Linked DNA regions of Homo sapiens: all the other regions are linked to region 1. Evidence: chromatin contacts called from ENCODE Hi-C or POLR2A ChIA-PET data. All regions are on one chromosome and are shown on one strand. The core of a region is the stretch at or near the end of the contact, and the rest is flanking DNA. Distances in the headings are between cores, read along the strand shown.

Evidence for each region. A loop is a pair of places that touch in the nucleus more often than their neighbours do. ChIA-PET counts read pairs that join two places held with the same protein, here RNA polymerase II (POLR2A). Pooled maps may share reads with other maps.
Region 2: a loop to region 1 is called in a map of PC-3, with 3 times the contacts of the local background. The contact joins two enhancer-like sites. A Hi-C loop is called at or near these places in 8 of 168 maps with a recorded cell type or tissue (PC-3, PC-9, chondrocyte and 5 more), 1 of 37 single-sample maps with no recorded cell type and 13 of 50 pooled maps. POLR2A ChIA-PET finds 5 or more read pairs at or near these places in 12 of 52 experiments (A673, GM12878, H1 and 7 more).
Region 3: a map of astrocyte of the cerebellum shows a loop between it and region 1 (6-fold over the local background). The contact joins two enhancer-like sites. A Hi-C loop is called at or near these places in 4 of 168 maps with a recorded cell type or tissue (CD8-positive, alpha-beta T cell, IMR-90, aorta and 1 more) and 1 of 50 pooled maps. POLR2A ChIA-PET finds 5 or more read pairs at or near these places in 8 of 52 experiments (CD4-positive, alpha-beta T cell, GM12878, H1 and 5 more).

The regions. Positions count from the first base shown.
Region 1 is chr9:71,927,070-71,931,023 of GRCh38, reverse strand. All of the region lies in intron 1 of C9orf85 (chromosome 9 open reading frame 85), which reads right to left. Among named protein-coding and RNA genes, the nearest start is that of C9orf85, 17 kb to the right of the region's middle. Within about 2 kb of position 1,668, at least 2 of the 41 ENCODE cell types and tissues checked have a DNase peak (open chromatin) inside an H3K27ac peak, as active enhancers do.
Region 2 is chr9:71,961,122-71,965,075 of GRCh38, reverse strand. All of the region lies in intron 2 of C9orf85 (chromosome 9 open reading frame 85), which reads right to left. Among named protein-coding and RNA genes, the nearest start is that of C9orf85, 51 kb to the right of the region's middle. RefSeq lists enhancers at 1-565, 566-1,310. Within about 2 kb of position 2,280, at least 2 of the 41 ENCODE cell types and tissues checked have a DNase peak (open chromatin) inside an H3K27ac peak, as active enhancers do.
Region 3 is chr9:71,889,976-71,893,929 of GRCh38, reverse strand. All of the region lies in intron 1 of ABHD17B (abhydrolase domain containing 17B, depalmitoylase), which reads left to right. Among named protein-coding and RNA genes, the nearest start is that of ABHD17B, 19 kb to the left of the region's middle. Within about 2 kb of position 2,154, at least 2 of the 41 ENCODE cell types and tissues checked have a DNase peak (open chromatin) inside an H3K27ac peak, as active enhancers do.

The DNA.
Region 1 (3,954 bases), core at 419-2,918:
CTGAAATTTAAGCCAAATCTAAACACCTCGAAGGTTGGGAGACTATTCCTTCTTCCTCACTCTTCCCACTGAATTACCTCTGCCTTAGTTATAAGTTCAAAGGTCAGACCAAATGTGCTAGTGAATCTAAAATTAGGAACATGCTAAGAAATGTGGGTAATTTCTAGATCAGTGATTCTCAACCTTTGTTTGTGTCTTTTTTTTTTTTTTTTTTTTTTTTGAGACAGGGTCTTGCTCTGTCACCCAGATAGAGTGCAGTGGTGGGATCACGGCTCACTGTAGCCTCCACCTCCCAGGCTCAAGTGATCCTTTCACTTCAGCCTCCCTAGTAGCTGGGACCACAGGCATGTGCCACCATGCCTGGCTATTTTTTTTTTTTTTTGGTAGAGACAGAGTCTCACTATGTCACTATGTTGCCCAGGCTGGCCTCCAACCCCTGGGGCTCAAGCAATCCTCCCACCTCAGTCTCCCAAAGTGTTGGGATTACAGGTGTGAGCCAACATGCCTGGCCTGTTTCTGTCTTTACTGTCCACATAGCCATACCTTCATCATCATATACAGAAAGTGGCAAATCATAATTAACGGGAGAGTAATAAGTATTTTGGGGAAAAACAGGGAATAGAGAACCTGGAACATTATCTTCCAACAGAGAATATCCACATGAAAATTAAAGGAAATATAGCTATATGCATGAGTTTCTATCTTCTCAGATCTTCTAGTATCCTTATCATTTAGCTCCCTGCTTGGTTGTTTATGTTTCTGGTCAATGTTCTTCTGCTTACTCAAGTCTGAGTGATTTTATGTGCATGGAACATGGCTGTACTTTGGTCAGGTGTCCAGACAAAAGCATTCTTAGGGAAGAATTATTTATCTACAAAGTTTATTATAAAATAAATCTTTTGGTTTTTATTATAAAAATAATAGCAAACTAAATAATTTTTATTCAAAAGACTGCTACCATAAATCTACAAACCACATGTCTAATTCTGTATAAAAATTCTCCCTGCTATTTTTACAACATTCTTGTGGCTACGAGTAGGTATAATTATCCTCGTTTTGCAGATGAGAAACCTAAGGCTCAAAGAATTAAGAGATTTGCTTGAGGTCACAAAATTAATCAGAAGCAGCAGAGGCAGAATCCATAAAAAGATATCTTTAAGTTTAAGGCATGCTATTAAGTTACAAGTGGAACATGTGTTCCTATAGCTTTTTAGATCTTCTAAATATTAAAATAAAACACATATACTACTTGGAAGAGCACACATTTTCATTGGTACAGTGTTTTGACTTATTCTAACACTGGTATATTAACTGCTTTGTAAATAAGGCCAAACATGCTGGCTTGTTCCTAGAATAACATTAGAGTATTATACATTATTTAAAAGTCACAAAATTTCGAAGTTGGAAAAGTTCATTTAGAGAACAAAACATAATTTTTGCTAAGCAATGTTCTAAGAGAGGAGGATATAGTTTTCTATGATGCTGTTCCCAGATTTTCAACATACTGAGATCTAAACAATGAAGATCTAACTAAATGGTGAGCAATATGGGCCAACCTATGTACAATTCAACTGGAATGCAAAAAGCACCACTAAAGCAGCAATTGCATAGTGTCATGAGGCAACACACATGTTTTTATAAGCACTCATTAAAAGTTAAGTCACCATTTGAGATCTTGTCCAACCGGTACGGTATGCCCCAAGTTAGTGATCTTAAAAGAGACAAACCACTGATGGACTATTGTTTAACATGTATTAAACAAAAAAGAAGAATGAGATTTCCTAATAGGGATGTATGGAGTTAAGTCTTACAAACATAATAATTGGTAATGTCCACAAACCAAATGATTTTGTCTTTAAAAAAAATCTGCTTCGTAAGTCATTTACTTGGGGCAGGTGTAAGAGGACAATGACCATCTTAAAACTAACTTCCTCAAAGATAGGTGCCTCGCTCTGGTCATATTAATATGTCACAAGAATACCCTATTTATGGTAACAATGAATTCAAGAGTCAACTCACATCAGGAAGAAATTAGATTGTACCATGATTCATTTGGTTTAAAGCTCAGTATTCACATGTGACCTGCCTAACTTCAGTTGAGAGCATTTTCTCACTCTTAGAAACAGCAGAAAGAGGATTTTGATGACAAGAATATAAAAATCTAAGGGATAAAATTAATATATATTCTTAATGAAGAATGCAAATTACCTGTAATAAAATACTACCTTTTATTTCCATACTTTTGCTGTATCTGAATTTGTCCTATAATTCTTTTCATTTTATTCTCAAATCATCCTTGTGTGAAGGAAAATAAGTGGTACTGTTATTTATTGATATTCTAACTTATAAAGAGTTGGTATAACTCACCCACAGTTATATAAAGAGTGACTCAGTATTCATGTGAAGAGTCTACTCCTGGTGTGGCCCTGACTCCAAGTTTAGGACTCCTTCCAACATATTAAACTATAAAATGTGTCACAGGTTAGAATTAAGTACAGTCTGTATCATGACCATCTCTTTATTGTCTACAGGAACAATCCAAAAAAATATGAGCTAGTATGTACTCCGCATTATGCTAAGCATCTCAAAGATTCAGAAGATTCATGATGTGTAGTCCCTTCCTCACAGTGCATTCTATAAATCTGAACAGCAAGCAATATATTCTTAGAGTTAAAATAGTGTTTAAAATAAGAAATTAACTAACTGATTTCTTCAAAGTGAGCTTTTAGAAAAATTTGCATTGAGAAGGAGGCATATAGATACAGGGCTAATTGACAGCTCGTGCAGATATTCACATAAGCCATTGCCTTTTTTTTTTTTTTTTTTTTTTTTTTTTTGAGACAGAGCCTCATTCTGTTGCCCAGGCTGGAGTACAGTGGCAGAATCTTGATTCACTGTAACCTCCGCCTCCTGGGTTCAAGCGAGTGTCCTGCCTCAGCCTCCCAAGTAGCTGGGATCACAGGAATGTGCTACCATGCTCTACTAATTTTTGTATTTTTAGTTAGAGTCGGAGTTTCATCATGTTGGCCAGGCTGGTCTCAAACTCCTAGCCTCAAGTGATCCACCCGCCTTGGCCTCCCAAAGTGCTGGGATTACAGGCATGAGCCACTGTGCCTGGCCATGAAATGCAAGTAACTTGATAAAGGACAGAAAATAAAGTAATCCAGTTAACTGTTTTTTACAGAGAGGAGAAACCCCGTGTTTTTAATGTTATATTATATAAATACTACTACAGTTCAAATATCACTTTACTAATGAACTAAAAATCTACTTCAAGAACTTATCAGCTATTTTTAATTTTAAGCTTTTTATCATAAGAAGGTCTTAGTAATATTACTAGATTGCTTACTATTGCTTCTTGTACACTGGTCTTATCTCCCAGCTAGACTATTAACACTACAAAGGCCAGAATGATAGGCACTCAGACTTTAAAATTTTGATGGCAATACTGATTTTTCTTGTTTGTGGCTTCTCCACCACCCAAACAAGACAAGATCGTTAGCTTGCATTTATTTTTAATCCCTAGGTTTGGTTGAAACCTGGAACTATGAGTTTACTTTTTTTTCTTCTAAAAGATTTACCTCTTCTATTTTTATAATTCTATATAACAACAGCATTAAATTTCACTACCATATTGTCAATCATTTTTAAAGTTAACCCAGTTTTCCTAAGTTCTTGGTTCATCAGTTTCTTCTCTCGCATCTTTTTATATTCTGGAGTACACCCCTAAATGTATACTTTTTTTTTTTTTTTTTTTGACAAACTTTCAGCCTGGATGATTTTTTGCCCTGACATATGAGCGAGCCATAGCTTAGCTCTATAAGAAATTCTAAATTCAAAATACTCCTTTACAGTATTTTGTAGACCTTACCCTACTTTTTATGATAATAGATGAGAAGTCTGATGCCTACTTACAGTTGCTTTGTAGTTAACCTCTTTTGTTCCTCTGAAAGA
Region 2 (3,954 bases), core at 1,031-3,530, 33 kb before region 1:
CTGAGCTTTCACTCATTGTCCACCACTGCTGTTTGCTGCCGTCGCAGACCCACCACTGACTTCCATCCCTCTGGATCCGGTAGGGTGTCCGCTGTGCTCCTGATCTTACCAGGTGCCCATTGCCGCTCCTGACTGGACTAAAGGCTTGCCATTGTTCCTGCACGGCTAAGTGCCCGGGTTCGTCCTAACTGAGCTAAACACTAGTCACTGGGTTCCACAGTTCTCTTCCGTGACCCACAGCTTCTAGTAGAGCTATAACACTCACCACATGGCCCAAGATTTCATTCCTTGGAATCCGTGAGGCCAAGCACCCCAGGTCAGAGAACACAAGGCTTGCCACTGTATCCGGAATTGGTGGGTTCTTGGTCTCACTGACTTCAAGAATGAAGCCATGGACCCTCGCGGTGAGTGTTACAGTTCTTAAAGGCGGCGTGTCTGGAGTTTGTTCCTTCTGATGTTCAGATGTGCTCGGAGTTTCTTCCTTCTGGTGGGTTCGTGGTCTCGCTGGCTCAAGAGTGAGGCTGCAGACCTTCACGGTGAGCGTTACAGCTCTTAAGGCGGCGCGTCTGGAGTTGTTTATTGCTCCCGGTGGGCTTGTGGTCTCGCTGGCTTCAGGAATGAAGCTGTAGACCTTTGCGGTGAGTGTTAAAGCTTATAAAGGCAGTGTAGACCCAAAGAGTGAGCAGCAGCAAGATTTATTGCAAAGAACCAAGCTTCCACAGTGTGGAAGGGGACCCCAGCAGGTTGCCACTGCTGGCTGGGGCAGCCTGCTTTTATTCTCTTCTCTGGCCCCACCCACATCCTGCTGATTGGTAGAGCCCAGTGGTCTGTGTTGACAGGGCGCTGACTGGTGCGTTTACAATCCCTAAGCTAGACACAAAGGTTCTCCACGTCCCCACCAGATTAGCTAGATACAGAGTGTCTATACAAAGGTTCTCCAAGGCCCCACCAGAGTAGCTAGATACAGTGTCGATTGGTGCATTCACAAACCCTGAGCTAGACACAGGGTGCTGATTGGTGTATTTACAATCCCTGAGCTAGACATAAAGGTTCTCCACGTCCCCACCAGACTCAGGAGCCCAGCTGGCTTCACCCCGTGGATCCCACTCCGGGGCTGCAGATGGAGCTGCCTGCCAGTCCCGTGCCGTGCGCCCGCACTCCTCAGCCCTTGGGTGGTTGATGGGACTGGGCTCCGTGGAGCAGGGGGTGGCGCTGGTAGGGGAGGCTCAGGTTGCACAGGAGTCCAGGGAGGGGTGGGAGGCCCAGGCATGGCGGACTGCAGGTCCCGAGCTCTGCCCCGCAGGAAGGCAGCTAAGGCCCGGGGAGAAATCAAGCGCAGCGCCAGTGGGCTGGCACTGCTGGGGGACCCAGTACACCCTCTGCAGCCGCTGGCCTGGGTGCTAAGCCCCTCATTGCCCGGGGCGGCAGGGCCGGCCAGCTAATCTGAGTGCAGGGCCCGCCAAGCCCACGCCCACCCGGAACTCCAGCTGGCCCGCAAGCGCCTCGCGCAGCCCGGGTTCCCGCTCACGCCTCTCCCTCCACACCTCCCTGCAAGCTGCGGGAGCTGGCTCCAGACTTGGCCAGCCCAGAAAGGGGCTACCACAATGCAGCGGTGGGCTGAAGGGCTCCTCAAGTGCCGCCAAAGTGGGAGCCCAGGCAGAGGAGGCACCGAGAGCGAGCGAGGGCTGTGAGGACTGCCAGCACGCCGTCACCTCTCACCACCATCTTGGAAGCAGCACACCGCCATCTTGGAAGTGGCCTGCCACCATCTTGGGAGCTCTGGGAGCAAGGATCCCCCGGTAACAATGTAATCTCTGAAAGTTACTTTAACTTCTCTGAGTCTCATTTTTTATAATGGATACTAAAAGTCCTGGCAGCTTAGCATGAACAAAAACAGTAGCATCAAATTATACTAGTAATCACTGTATCATCCCTTCCACAACCCCAGTTAAAAAACAAAAAACGCTTAAGATTTTTTTATGACACTGTTGTCATAGTAACACAACCTTTTTTTTTGGTGAGACGGAGTTTCACTCTTGTCCCCCATGCTGGAGTGCAATGGCGCAATCTCGGCTCACTGCAACCTCCACTTCCCGGGTTCAAGTGATTATCGTGCCTCAGCCTCCCGAGTAGCTGGGATTATAGCCACGCACCACTACACCTGGCTAATTTTTGTATTTGTAGTAGAGACAGGGTTTCACCATGTTTGCCGGGCTGGTCTCGAACTCCTGACCTCAAGTGATCCGCCTGCCTCGGCCTCCCAAAGTGCTAGGATTACAAGCATGAGCCACTGCGCCCAGCCAGTAACACAACTTTTTGTATTGTATAATTAAACCTATCAACATCTGGCAAATCTGTTTGAAGGAAGTAAAATTTCTCCTCTATCTTCTTAGGGTTTCCCTTTGGGACTGACATAAAATAGATTACTACTTGCTAGAAATAAAAGACTTTACGTGATTACAACTCTTCTGGCACTGCCTTCATTTCCTGGTTATTACACTTTAACCTTTAACATAATTTAGCTCCTGTCGTACTTTCATGTATGTGATGACGAGGTACTTTTGTAAACAGTGTTCCACAGTACTCCACCCTTGGTGTACAAAACAGAAACGCAACATTGCTGAAGTTTCATAAAGTCCTATTTTCCTGCAATGGCTCTAAGTCATCTGTAGTCAACATAGCAAGATCATAAAACTTTACTATGGGATAACATCATATGCTACTTAGAGAATGCTTTTAAGGAAACAATATCCCCAAATTCTAAGTATCTCGAGTATAAGAACTTATTACACAGTTCACTTCCTTGTGTCCCTAGATTACAAGTTTGAAAGTAAATGAAGAGGCTATATATACTACCTTGTCTTAATGCAGTAGACAAGTAGATTACAATAATTCTTAATTTTATTTTTTGAGACAGGGTCTCACTCTGTCGCCCAGGCTGGAGTACAGTAGTGCAATCACAGCTCATTGAAGCCTCAACTTCCCAGGCTTAAACAATCCTTGCACCTCAGCCTCCAGAATAGCTGGAACTACAGGAGCACGTCACCACGCCTAGCTAATTTTTTCTATTTTTTGTAGTGACAGGGTCTCACTATGTTGCCCAAGTTGGTCTAGCACTTTTGGGCTCAAGGCATCCTCCAGCCTCGGCCTCCCAAAATACTGGGTTTACAGCCCATAATTCATAACGGGTACAAAATATTTACCTCTGACCAAGTGTAGTTTATGAAAAATAAAAAATAAAAATTATTCAATACTTTAGGGCAGGCAATTTTAAATCAAAGCATGAACTGGAGTCCTCATGAACTGGAGAGGCATTGAAGGAAGTAATAAAAGCTCTCTACTGCTTTCACCTTTAAAGACAGTAAGACCATGGTTGTGGGCAACAAACGACAATACAGCCACAGTTTACAGTTATTTTATACTATCATGTGATACAAAGAGCTATCAATGACTAAAACTCCACTCTAGAACATTTTAATACTCTTGGAATGTGGTGACACAATTTTTTTGTTTTTGAGGCGGAGTCTTACTTTGTTGCCCAGGCTGGAGTGCAGTGGCGCGATCTCAGCTCACCACAACCTCAGCCTCCCAGGTTCAAGCGATTCTCCTGCCTTAGCCTCCCTGGTAGCTGGGACTACAGGTGCATGCCACCATGCCCGGCTAATTTTTGTATTTTTAGTAGAGACAGGGTTTCACTTATGTTGGCCAGGCTGGTCTCGAACTTCTGACCTCATGATCCACCCGCCTTGGCCTCCCAAAGTGCTGGGATAACAGGTGTGAGCCACTGCGCCTGGCCGTGGTGACCCAATTTTCAAATCACTAATTAACCTTCAGAGCCTCAGCCTGTTATAAGAAATGCTGGAGGCCAGGCGTGGTGGCTTACACCTGTAAATCCCAGCACTCTGGGAGACCGAGGTGGGCGGATCACCTGAGGTCCGGAGTTTGAGACCAGCC
Region 3 (3,954 bases), core at 905-3,404, 38 kb after region 1:
TTTTATTAGAGACAGGGTTTCACCATGTTAGCCAGGATGATCTCCATCTCCTGACCTTGTGATCCACCCGCCTTGGCCTACCAAAGTGCTGGGATTACAGGCGTGAGCCACCGCGCCCGGCCAGTGAAGTATCTTTGTATGCTAACAAGTTGACTGAAAGCCATGCACCTCTAGGTAGCTATTGGATGGATGTTAGTTACCCAGAAACAGGCAGGATTAGAGGGTTGGGATTTACAGTCCTGCCTGTTAATCTCTGGGTAGGAGAGAGGGCGTGAAGGTTAAGTTGATACCAACAGCCAGTGATTTAATCAATCATTGCCTACTTAACAAAGCTTCCATAAAAATCCAAAAGGACTGGATTCAGAAAGCTTCCAGATGGCTGAGCACATGGAGGGTGGCATCCCCTTCCTACATGCCTTGCCCTGTGCATCTCTTCAACTGTATCCTTTGTAATATCCTTTATAATAAACTGGTAAATCTGTCTCCCTGAGTTCTGTGCGTCGCTCTAACACATTAATCAGACTGGAGTAAGAGGTTGTGGGAACCCCAATTTATAGCCAGTTAGTCAGAAGCATAGGTAAAACAACCTGGGGCTTTAGATTGGGATTGGAAGTGGGGAGCCCTCAACCTGTGGGATGTGACACTGTCTCCAGGTAGATAATGTTGGAATTGAACTGGGTGGGAGGACACCCACCTGGTGTCCACTGCAGAAGCGATTGCTTGCATTGGGGGAAATCTCTCATACATCTGGTCACAGAAGTATTCTGGTGATTGTTGTGGTGTGAGTGCAAAGGACAAAATAGTTTGTTTTAGGTACAATGGAATATTTTTCAGCCTTGAAAAGGAAGGGAAATTCTAAGACATGCTACAATGAAATAAGCCTGTCACAAAAGGACAAATATTGTATAATTCCACTTGTATGAGGTACTTAGAATAGTCAAATTCATAGAGACAAAATGGTGGTTGCCAGAGGCTGGCAGGAGAAGAAAATGATGTTATTGTTTAGTGGGTATAGAGTTACAGTTGGGGAAGATGAAAAATAAAATCTGGTGATAATTGCACAATAATGTGGATGTATTTAATGCCATGGAACTGTACACTTAAAATAGTAACTTTTATCTATATTTTACCATAATTTAAAAAACACAACATTATTTCCCTACAGTGACCAAGATACAAAAACCACTCATTTTGGAAAACAGCTGTAGGAAATGACAACCTCCCTTACTCTCTCACCTCTGCACTTCCCCCACCTTATCACCTGCCTTCCCCCCCCCAAATTAATTTGCTAAATGTAAATTTATGTTTATAAATTTTATATTAACTAAATTTTGGTAAATATAGTGTACTTGTTTAGGAGCTTTGTGTTTTTTGTTTGTTTGTTTTTGTTTTTTTTTGAGAGGGAGTCTCACTCTGTCACCCAGGCTGGAGTGCAGTGGCGTGATCTCCTCTCACTGCAAGCTCCACCTCCCGGGTTCATGCCATTCTCCTGCCTCAGCCTCCCAAGTAGCTGGGACTACAGGCGCCCGCCACCACGCCTGGCTAATTTTTTTGTATTTTTAGTAGAGATGAGGTTTCACCGTGTTAGCCAGGATGGTCTCGATCTCCTGACCTCGTGATTCGCCCACCTCGACCTCCCAAAGTGCTGGGATTACAGGTGTGAGTCACTGCGCCTGGCCAGGAGCTTTGTTTTTAGTAGCCGGAACAACTTTGAAAACCTGAAGTTTTTCAAATTATAAATTTCTTCATTCTTTTTATATACTATGGAAGATTGTATCTGAAGCTTATGAGAACATCTTAGTTACAAAGTTTTAGAACTAGAAGAAACCTTATTATCAGTTTATGCTTTTCACTTTGTAGAAAAGGAAAATGAGGTATAAAGAGATTGACTTCCCTAAAGTCACCAGCTTTTTAATAGTAAAACTAGAACTGAAAGCCATGGCTCTTTTGATTCTTAGTGCTCTTTGGACTACACTGTGCTATCGTGCTGTCCAAAGGCTTCGTTGGCATCTCACTAGAAGAATTTACTGGGTAAAATTTTTAATTACATTATTGGACCAAGAGTTAAAGCTGTACTATGTTCTCGAATATTTGTAAAGTATCTTCTGGTCCCATTGAAGAGATAAACAGAACATACTTGTTTGCCCTATAGACAGGGTATGAGTGTGTGTGAGAGAGAGAGTGCGTATGTGTGTGTTTGTGAGAGACAGACTGACACTGACTACTCTATCTCCAAAATCCTCTTTATTCTAGCAGTTACAGGAGTTCCAATTCTGCAGTCAGTCCTATTCAGACTATAGGCCTTCTGGGTCAATAGGCTTACACAAATATAAAGGAAACCCAATTTAGTTCTTTGCTTAGAAATATGAACAGTCAAGAAAGAAGCATTCCAACAGCATGAAACCCAAGATGAACAAGCATTACCTGAAAAACACAAATGAAGAGAACAAAAAGAAAAGCTTTATAGATATAGTGGATAGTCCTAGGATTCCTAAAAAGGAATTCCACATGGAACAGAGAAGATGGAGAGGAAATAGAAGAAAAATTATCTGAGCTAAGTAAAGACTCGGGGCTTTAGATCAAATGGACCCATTAAGTATAAAACAAAATGGACAAACAATAACACACATTTAGATAATAGGCTTATGAAATTTCAGAGCTAAGGATGTAGGGAAATCTCATAAATATTTTTGAGAGATGAGAATCACTTTTAAAAAATCAGATTGGTAGACACTTTTATTACTTGGTACTAGAAAATGTGGACCAATGATTTAAATTTCGAGGAGAATTTTAAGAAACAACCTATAATTCTGAAGCAGACCTAGTTTGCTGTAAGTGTGGAAGTATACATAACAGTGTAGTTTACTTCGCCAGACCTTTGGGTAAGGGGGTGGGGGGTAGTGCTTGGGAGTTGTAGTACAGCAAAATCAAACAAAAAAATCTTACAAAAAGGAGCTTGAGATTCAGAATCAACAGAGGTATGTGATGAAAAGAAGTACTAGGTAGGCAGGCAACTGGGCTGTGAACTAACCCAGAACATAATTATTTCAAATTAAAACAGAAATCACTGGGGTCTAAACATGTCTTTAAGAACAACATGGATTTTGTTGAACAAATTCTAATAAATTGGAATATGTTAAATGTAATAAAAAGGCAAAAACTTCAGAAAATTAAAGCCTCTTCTGAAAGTCCAAATGTGAAGCAAACGAAAATGTGCCTTATTTTTGAACAGTGAGGTGTAATTGAGTATCAAGAATGTAAACACCTTGACACTTGGAATTTAGTGACATAAAATTGCTGTTTATTCTCTGAGTTTTACCATGCCCCTTGGATGGGCAGTGAATGACACTGTAAGTACTTTTTATTATCCAATTAATGAGAATCAACCAATAGATAAAAACTTAATAAATTGCAAATGATATAAAACTTAATGTGAAACTTAATTGTATAGTCAGCAATAATGGTATATGATTACATGGGGGAGCCAGAAGAAACTTCCTAAAGTTGATAGAATAAGAAATACAGGTTCAGCTATAATATCTAAAGTTATAACTAATACAAACTAAAATAAATCAGAATGAGCATAGAAGGTGGGAATTAGGGTAAATCTTCTCAGTCTTTCGTGTGTGTGTGTGTCTGTGTGACAGAGTCCAGCTCTGTCACCCAGGCTGGAATGCTGTGGCACAAACTTGGCTCACTGCAACCTCTGTCTCCTGGGCTCAAGCTATTCTCCTGTCTCAACCTCCCGACTAGCTGGGATTGCAGACATGCACCGTCACTCCCAGCTAATATTTATTTATTTATTTATTTATTTATTTATTTTTATTTTTAGTAGAAACAGGGTCTCACCATGTTGGCCAGGCTGGTCTTGAAACTCCTGACCTCAAGTGATCGACCTGCCTCTGCTTCCTAAAGTGCTGGGATTCCAGGTATGAGCTACCTTGCCCAGCCCGC